2 separate regions of the Homo sapiens genome follow, and region 1 is linked to region 2. The links are chromatin contacts, found by Hi-C or POLR2A ChIA-PET in ENCODE. All regions are on one chromosome and are shown on one strand. Each heading gives the region's core, a stretch centred on a gene start or an enhancer-like site at or near the end of the contact. The rest is flanking DNA. Distances are from core to core; before and after follow the strand shown. Region 1 overlaps LOC101929710 (a long non-coding RNA gene). Region 2 overlaps ELL2 (elongation factor for RNA polymerase II 2).

Region 1 (3,756 bases), core at 987-3,486, 280 kb after region 2:
CCGGTTAGTACATGTGAATTTTGCATGAAGTACAAGGGACTTTCAGTTCTGGGCAACCAGTGCCAGTGAAAGTACCCTACTGGCCAAGATGGAAATTACTTTGATTTTGAGGTTCCTTGTTTCACATGCATTAAAAAAAATTATCGAGTATCTACTGAATGCCAAGGACTCATTTAGGCTCTGGAGGTATAAAGAACTAAATAAGACAAACAAGATCCCTGCTGTTATAGAAACTATTATTTAGTATGGAGAATTGAAAATAAACTAGTAAACACATAAATGATTGAGAGCATCTCAAAGAGATAGACATGTAATTTAGATGGTAAACAGGGCAATGGGCTATAAATTAATTGGGGTAACTTTACACAACGTTGGTCAGTGATGTCCTTTCTAAAAGCGTGACGTTGTTGCTGTGACCTGAATGACATGAAGCAACTATCTATGGAACAATGTGTGTTAGTGTTTCACATGGATGCCATGCATGTTTTTGTTTTAGTGGTTAGACTAGAGTGATGCTTCCACTCAGTGAGATAGAGCAGTATGTTTAAATATGTGTTAGTTTGCTCAAACTTTTGTGATGCTTTTCTAATACATCCTGGTTATTTTTCTTAAATATTCCTATTCCAGCACTAAGAGTACAGAGTTAATTCCTTTATGAGGTCCTGTTTGAAGTGCAACTGCTGATGTATAATTTCACAAACATCATTCCGCCTCTAGTAATGTTATTTCCTTGCAGCAATAATAGTCCAAGTGGGTAAGTGCTACCATAGCGGAAATTACAGGGAGCTAAGGGCTCGTCTAGCTCTATTTTGGAGGCTAGGTAAGGCTTTCTGAAATAAGAGGTTTCTAAACTGTGATCTGAAGGACAAAGAGAATTTTCCCAGGCCCAGGGAATAGGAGGACAAGACAGAAAAGTCTTCTACACAGAGGAACATGTGCAAAGGCCTTCGGAGAGAGAGAGAATGTGGTACATTTGGGGAACTGCCAATAATTTGCATTTGGCTGAAGTGTATAGTTCAAGAGATAAAGTGATAAAAGAGAAGGCAGTCTAGAGAAAGGAGCAGGAGCTGATTACAGATAAGCTTTGCTGAAGATTTTAGGCTGAGGAAAAGGACAACTTTTATTCATTAATTCAGCAAAACTTTATGAAGTGCCTTATGTGCTATGCACTGTTTTAGGCACTGGGAATACATCAGTGAACAGACAGAAGTCCCCACCTTCATTCTGTCTACATTCTAGGGGGCAAGGTAGATAGCAAACTAAGAAATTCTTAGGTAAGATGCCAAGTTTTTGAGGATTTTTGAGTTTGATGCAATATGGAAGCAATTTTTCAACTGGTAACACTTGAGAAGTCACAGGTTAACACCAAAGAATATGTATATTTTTGACAATGCCACTTGAGATTTTGGCATACTTTCACTTTTCTGAGTGAAACTAAACTAAAAGTTTGTCAGTCACAAGGACTGGCTTTTCTTTCTTCCTGAGCCCCTTCTGATAAGGACCTTTTCATAACCCTGTATCGCATGAGTTCTCAATGGTGTTAATTAAATTAGTAGAGCAGTAAATTGGTAGTGAGGCTGCTACTGCTTTCTTAAATAATTTGGAGCTCAATGGAATTACATTGTTTTGCAGAGATTCTTTAATAATGTGCCTTTAAGCTTAGGACTGCATCATCTAAATTTCTCTGTCATAGAACTTTTTGGAAATTGTACCAAACTGGGAGTATATGCTATTATAATACTTAAGAATTCAAATAACTTTTCATGTCTTAATGCATTTGCCCTAAAGTAAGAGTTGGTCACACATGTGAGTTGAATCTAAGAAGTTTAGTTTTGTGATTGAGCAAATTTATTATTATGATTATTATTATTAATTTTAGAGATGGTGAAATTATCCCTCATTAAAAAATCTACTCTGCACTTTACCAACGGAGTAGATTTTGCTGAAGTGCTAACAGATTGCTCTAAAGATACATTCCAAATTACCACCAACTTCCTATTTTGGGAAAAAAAGAAAGGAATCCAGTTTTAAGCCTCTGTCTCTTTAAAACAAAATGCGAGGTGGTGAACTATGTGGCACTTTTGATTATATGTTGAAACCACACTAAGTCCCTGAAATCCAAGAGAATATTGTACTCTGGTCCTTTGTGCAGAATGCTCACATGAGTGCTTACAGGAACCAATCCAGAAGCAAATTGCTGCTGATAGTAACTGACAGCATGAATTACTGCATTTTCAGAGACTCTGCCAGGATCAACCCGTATGATCTCACTTTTGCTCATATAGCAAGCTGAATATGTGCATGTGCTAGAACAAGCCTCCCAAGTTCAGGGAATGGCAAGGTCTCTCAGCAGTTTGAAAATAGCCAGCACCTTTGAAATGAATCACTGTGGCATCTAGTCAGCTCATACTTATAAAACCGGTTTTTCTTTGGTTAATTTCTGACCTTAAGCATGTAAAATCTCTTAGAAAAAGGAGGAACTGATTCATCTGTTTATTTGTCATGTGAAAACCAGACAAGTCAATGAGTGCTGAGGACAACATCAATTTCTCCTTAGCAAGCCGAGCTGCTTCTGGTTCTGCAACTCACTCTGGTCCGTTTGGAGACGTTTTGCAGCTAGTGATTCCCCTGTTGATTCTTAACAACTTTCAGAAATCTTCCTGTAATTTTGAACAAATAAGAACATTGAAGGAAGAACTGTACTCTTCGCTAGAAATACTCAATTGACATAAAATATATCTGATGGAAAATGCTCTAAAAATGAATTCATATTTTGTATACCAACACAACCAAGATCACTAAAATATAATTCAAACATGAGAAGAACTCATCTCAAATATACATATCTGGACATAAAAGTAGGAACTGGAAACATTTGTCCAAAAGATGAAACCATAGATTCAATATCCACAACCACAACCCAAGATCAGTCTCAAGATTTCTTCCATTATTTCAGGACATTATAAAACTCACCTAAATAGTAATAAAATTGCAGGGGAATCTGCATGATTTAATGCCTTTGCCCATCATTAGCAATGTAATCTAGTATTTCTGGGAAAACATAGACCTTCTGAGGTCTTTAACTCTGTTCTTGGCAGACAAAAAGCCTTCCAGGTCATCTTTAAAGACATATTTATTTTTAATTCTTAGGTCTACACATGTTTTCTGTTAATAAGTTGGAATCTTAAGATTGTATTCACTTCTTTATTTATTTTAAAAAATACTCAGTTCTCCTGAAACAATGGTGCCTTTGAAAATGAGGGGGCTAATAGAATAGAAGAAAAAAAAAGAAGCCTTTCCTTCTTTGTTCCATGTTTTGCTTTCTCTAGAAGGGGTGATGGGCTCTAGTCTTTGCAGGATATTTCTCAGTGAGTTAGCACTGCTCTAATGGTGGCCTTTGAGAGAAAGAGGAAAAGTGGGAGAGCCTTGTTTGTTATGGGGGAGCACTGGCTGGTTGAAGACAATCTGAAGGGGAGGTTTTTATCTTGGAGAGCCCTTCCTGGGGAAAATCAGAGGTGGAGATAGACAATCCCAGCATGGTACATGGGATAATATGATGGAGTAATGGGTGCATAGATGAGAGAGCACTTATCTCTCAACTTGGACATTTTACAGGCCTATTTATACGGGCCTCATTCAACAGGTTCAAACTCAACTGATTACTTCTTGCTCCTCCTTCTGTGTTCCTGATCTCAATGAAGCCCCATCTTCCATCCCAGCAAGAAGAGAGAGAAACTTAGGGGTTCCCTCTTGACT
Region 2 (3,766 bases), core at 922-3,421:
TATGAGGCAACTTAAGTTCTGTAGTTTTGGTAATTTTTCTGAAAATCCACGCTTTTTCACTATTTTTAGAAAATTTGCTATATCTATGTAAGACTAGTTTTTAGTTAATATAAATTGTGTTTATTTAAATAAATTAAGCGAACAATCACATAGTACTAGAAACATGACAAACATACAGAAATGCACCAAGGCAGATCCAGGAACCATCCTTAGATAAGTAACCTGAAAAAACCTTTTAAATATGAAATTAAGGCCAGGCTCACACCTGTAATCCCAGCACTTTGTGAGGCTTGAGGTGGGTGGATCACCTGAGGTCAGGAGTTCGAGACTAGCCTGGCCAATATGGCGAAACGCCATCTCTACTAAAAATACAAAAAATTACCCAGGCGTGGTAGTGGGCGCCTGTAATCCCAGCTACTTGGGAGGCTCCGCTTGAACCCTGGAGGTGGAGGTTGCAGTGAGCCGAGGTCGCACCATCGCACTCCAGCCTGGGCAACAAGAGCGAAATTCCGTCTCAAAAACAAAAAAAGGGGGGATTAACTAATGAACTTGGCAAAACACAACAGCCTTGAATCCATGGGCAAAAGTTTAGCATTGTTTTTTAGTTTCCCCACATGATTCTGTCGTATATAATAAGTATATGTCACTATTATAAAAAAGAATTCAAAAAAGAACAAGAGCACTGCATTGGCAGTTGCTACTCAAGGGGGCTGACATTTAAAGACTTCTAAGGAGAAGTCGTTTGCAGTTAAAGAGGTGAACCCCCTCAGCAGCAGAGCCAGAGGCTGTCCTGGAAGACTGGCTGCAGACAACTGACCCTTCCTGGGCCAACTAAGTGGTAGGTGATAGCTGCCTTTCAAGGCCCTCCTAGAGAACTCTAAAACCATACACTACCTCAGATGAGAGGGTACTCAGCAAGGTTTCTCAAGTTCCTGTTAGTTAAGAGATGATAACCAGCATTATGGTTTCATACTGTATCATTCCCCAATAAGTATAGCTTTCACACTACTGTTAAGCAGAAGTAACACATTTTAAATCTAAAATGATCTTTACTCTGGAAATGAAAAGGGCTAAACAGCATAGTTTAACATTGTCCACCATGAGATGCTACTAATAGAAAAAAAGTGTTCAGACAGCCCAGATTCCATTTTCCCTTTTACATTCTAGCTATTTTGCACATTTGTTCATTTTCAAAGCTATCCAAAGTCAGATTTGTTTGCTCTTTCCCTCTCCATTTTTCCAGGCTCTTGCAACTTAATTATTTTCTTCTTACAGAGGCCTTTTATTCTGCAAAAAAGCTAGAATTATGTGTCCAAGTTATAATTTCTGTGATAACCAGTTACAAAAATGTCCCCAGCTCAGCATTTAGCAACTTGTTGTCACAACAAGAAAACATTATAACCATTACTAAATTGAAATGATCAGATTTTACTCTTATCTCCTCTAAAAATTAATTTGAGGGCAGAACTTAAATAAAAATCAATCTATCTTTACACTTTGTATTATTATGTGCAGAGGTTCAAGCACTTTGTCAGCAGTAAACCATCCCTTTGGGGGACCCAAGTGAATGACTGTGCATTGATAAGACTGTCAGCTTTGAAGAGTCAGATCCCTAAAATCTTTCATAATCAAATGCTTAGCCTGGCCCCAGAACAAAGGACAGGATTCTCTATACTTAAAGGCCAACGAATACAGCTCAGAGCGGGGGGAGGCACAACCTGCTCATGCAGACAAGGGTAGATTTGGGATGAGCAGGCTAAATGGCAGCCTTTCAATTGCAAGGGTGGCTCCAGGACTCTATTTCTGGAACTTCTTACTTTTCTGATTTGCAAATTATGGGAAAAGAATTTGCAAACTTTCTAAAATTAAGCCGCTCTCTCCATTGGCAGACATATGAACTTACATCAAATAATCTGGGAGTTCAATTGCTGAAGGTTCCATGGAGGCAGTGCAATCCTCTTTAACTCCTATGAAGAAAAAAAACAAAATCAGAGCATTCATCAACTACGAAGGTTATCAAATGCCTGTAATTCTAAAATAGATTAGAAACATCTGGAACACTTTTCCTCAAATTCTATTCTTCCATCTCAATAAGCAACAGTGAGCAAGGAATACAATTGAACATGAACAATAGAGGCCCTATGACCAGCGCCAGCAGAACCGACGCCAGGCATTTAAAGCACCCTGGCTACTGCAGTGTCTGCACAATAAAGGAATTCCATCTTAACCCAAGGTCAGTCTTCTATTCTTTCAACAACAGTTGTGGCATCTGCCCAGCAATTCAAAGATTGTGGTGGCAGATGCAGCCAGACAATGGGAGATACAAATTTTACATCAACATCTACTTTTCATGGGATTCAAACAAGGCGGATGAGACAATAGAGTCAGGTAGCCGACTGCTTTGGTCACTGTATTTTTATTGCCTCCCTTTTTTGTATGCAGACAGTGGAATTTGGTAGAAAGTTTTCCCATTGGTTTAAAGTAATTTAAAATAAGGTATTATTGAATGTCGATTTATATTCCTATAATCTCTAGCACTCATAACACTAAACAGATTTTTTTTTTTTTAAGGACAAAAGAAGTGCTAAACATTGTGGCTACACAGTGAAAGTATGTAAATCCCTCAGTATGCCATTTGCTTAAATGCACCATGTCCAGAGGATATGTTTAGATTCTTTATCAGGGTAATTTTTTATCATTGAAAGTAGGGTTAAACTGATAACTCAAACCCTAATCATGCCCACTGGCAAAACATATAAAAGTGAATGTTAGGTAATTTCTCGGTTTAATATTTTAAAGGACAAAGTACCCTAAACAAATATTAATACATAGACTCTGAGTGCATGCTGCTCACCTATAAATTCATGCTTGGGTAAAAGAACATGCTTTTACGATAGTCTGAGTCTTAAAGAGAAAGGCATCAAGTGCAGGTCACCTGGCTTCCCTTCTGCCATAGACACCAGATAAATTCCAAAAAATGCAGGGGATGTGGGTCTAGAGCTTTCCTAACTTTGTAATTATCGCAACTGGTTCTGAAAGTTACTATATCCTCAGTAAAGAATTCAAAGAGACTAAGTCTGCTTCTCCAGGTCTCCAACTCTGAGAACACTTGGAACTCTGATGTAGATCTCAACATACTGAAATCCAGTTTTCCTGTCTCTAGCCTTTGACTCAGAAGCACCACCTGAGGGTGGAAAGTGTGGAGAGTGGAGTTTACCCAGTGGCTTATGAACTCTGAACATAGAGTTCTACTTCATTTCTTTTCCTGACCTGACAAATTCAACTATAAGAGTGTTGAGGGAAAAAGCTTACACCTACCTTTTGTGCCATTACATAGTATTATATTGACTGAAATATTTAAACAGAAATGCTTTGACATGCAATGTATCCAATCTAGATCAAGAAAAGCACATATCATATCATATTCTACAGCGGCTTCTTTGGAAGTAACACTAAAAGAAAATAGAGCTTCTCTCATATGGCAAAGATGGTCAATTAAATCTAAGGATTACAGACTTTCAGAATCATGAGCAAAATACAGAAAGACAACACTCCTTATAACTCTACTCATTAAAGTAATTTTTCCAAAGCCATATTTTCCTATGGAATTTTGCCTTAGTTATTCTGGTTTTAAAACTGGCAGCAATGCCAAATGGTGAACTTGGATCTTCTATGTGGTGGCATGCAAGGAATTAAGTTTTAGAGGACATATTTTTTAAATAAGAAAAATCTAATTTTGTCAGTTTTTAACACTCAGGACATCTTA

The links. Hi-C counts contacts between places; a loop is a spot of excess contacts on that map. ChIA-PET counts read pairs that join two places held with the same protein, here RNA polymerase II (POLR2A). Pooled maps may share reads with other maps.
Region 1: a map of Calu3 shows a loop between it and region 2 (1.9-fold over the local background). The contact joins two enhancer-like sites. A Hi-C loop is called at or near these places in 1 of 168 maps with a recorded cell type or tissue (Calu3), 4 of 37 single-sample maps with no recorded cell type and 4 of 50 pooled maps. POLR2A ChIA-PET finds 5 or more read pairs at or near these places in 1 of 52 experiments (HepG2).

The regions. Positions count from the first base shown.
Region 1 is chr5:96,175,240-96,178,995 of GRCh38, forward strand. The region is part of intron 1 of LOC101929710 (a long non-coding RNA gene); the gene reads left to right. It also overlaps a transcript of CAST not described here. Among named protein-coding and RNA genes, the nearest start is that of MIR583, 98 kb to the left of the region's middle. Within about 2 kb of position 2,237, at least 3 of the 41 ENCODE cell types and tissues checked have a DNase peak (open chromatin) inside an H3K27ac peak, as active enhancers do.
Region 2 is chr5:95,893,725-95,897,490 of GRCh38, forward strand. It overlaps ELL2 (elongation factor for RNA polymerase II 2), which reads right to left. Exons shown (of 12, transcript NM_012081.6): 9 at 1,904-1,967. Among named protein-coding and RNA genes, the nearest start is that of LINC01554, 43 kb to the left of the region's middle. Within about 2 kb of position 2,172, at least 3 of the 41 ENCODE cell types and tissues checked have a DNase peak (open chromatin) inside an H3K27ac peak, as active enhancers do.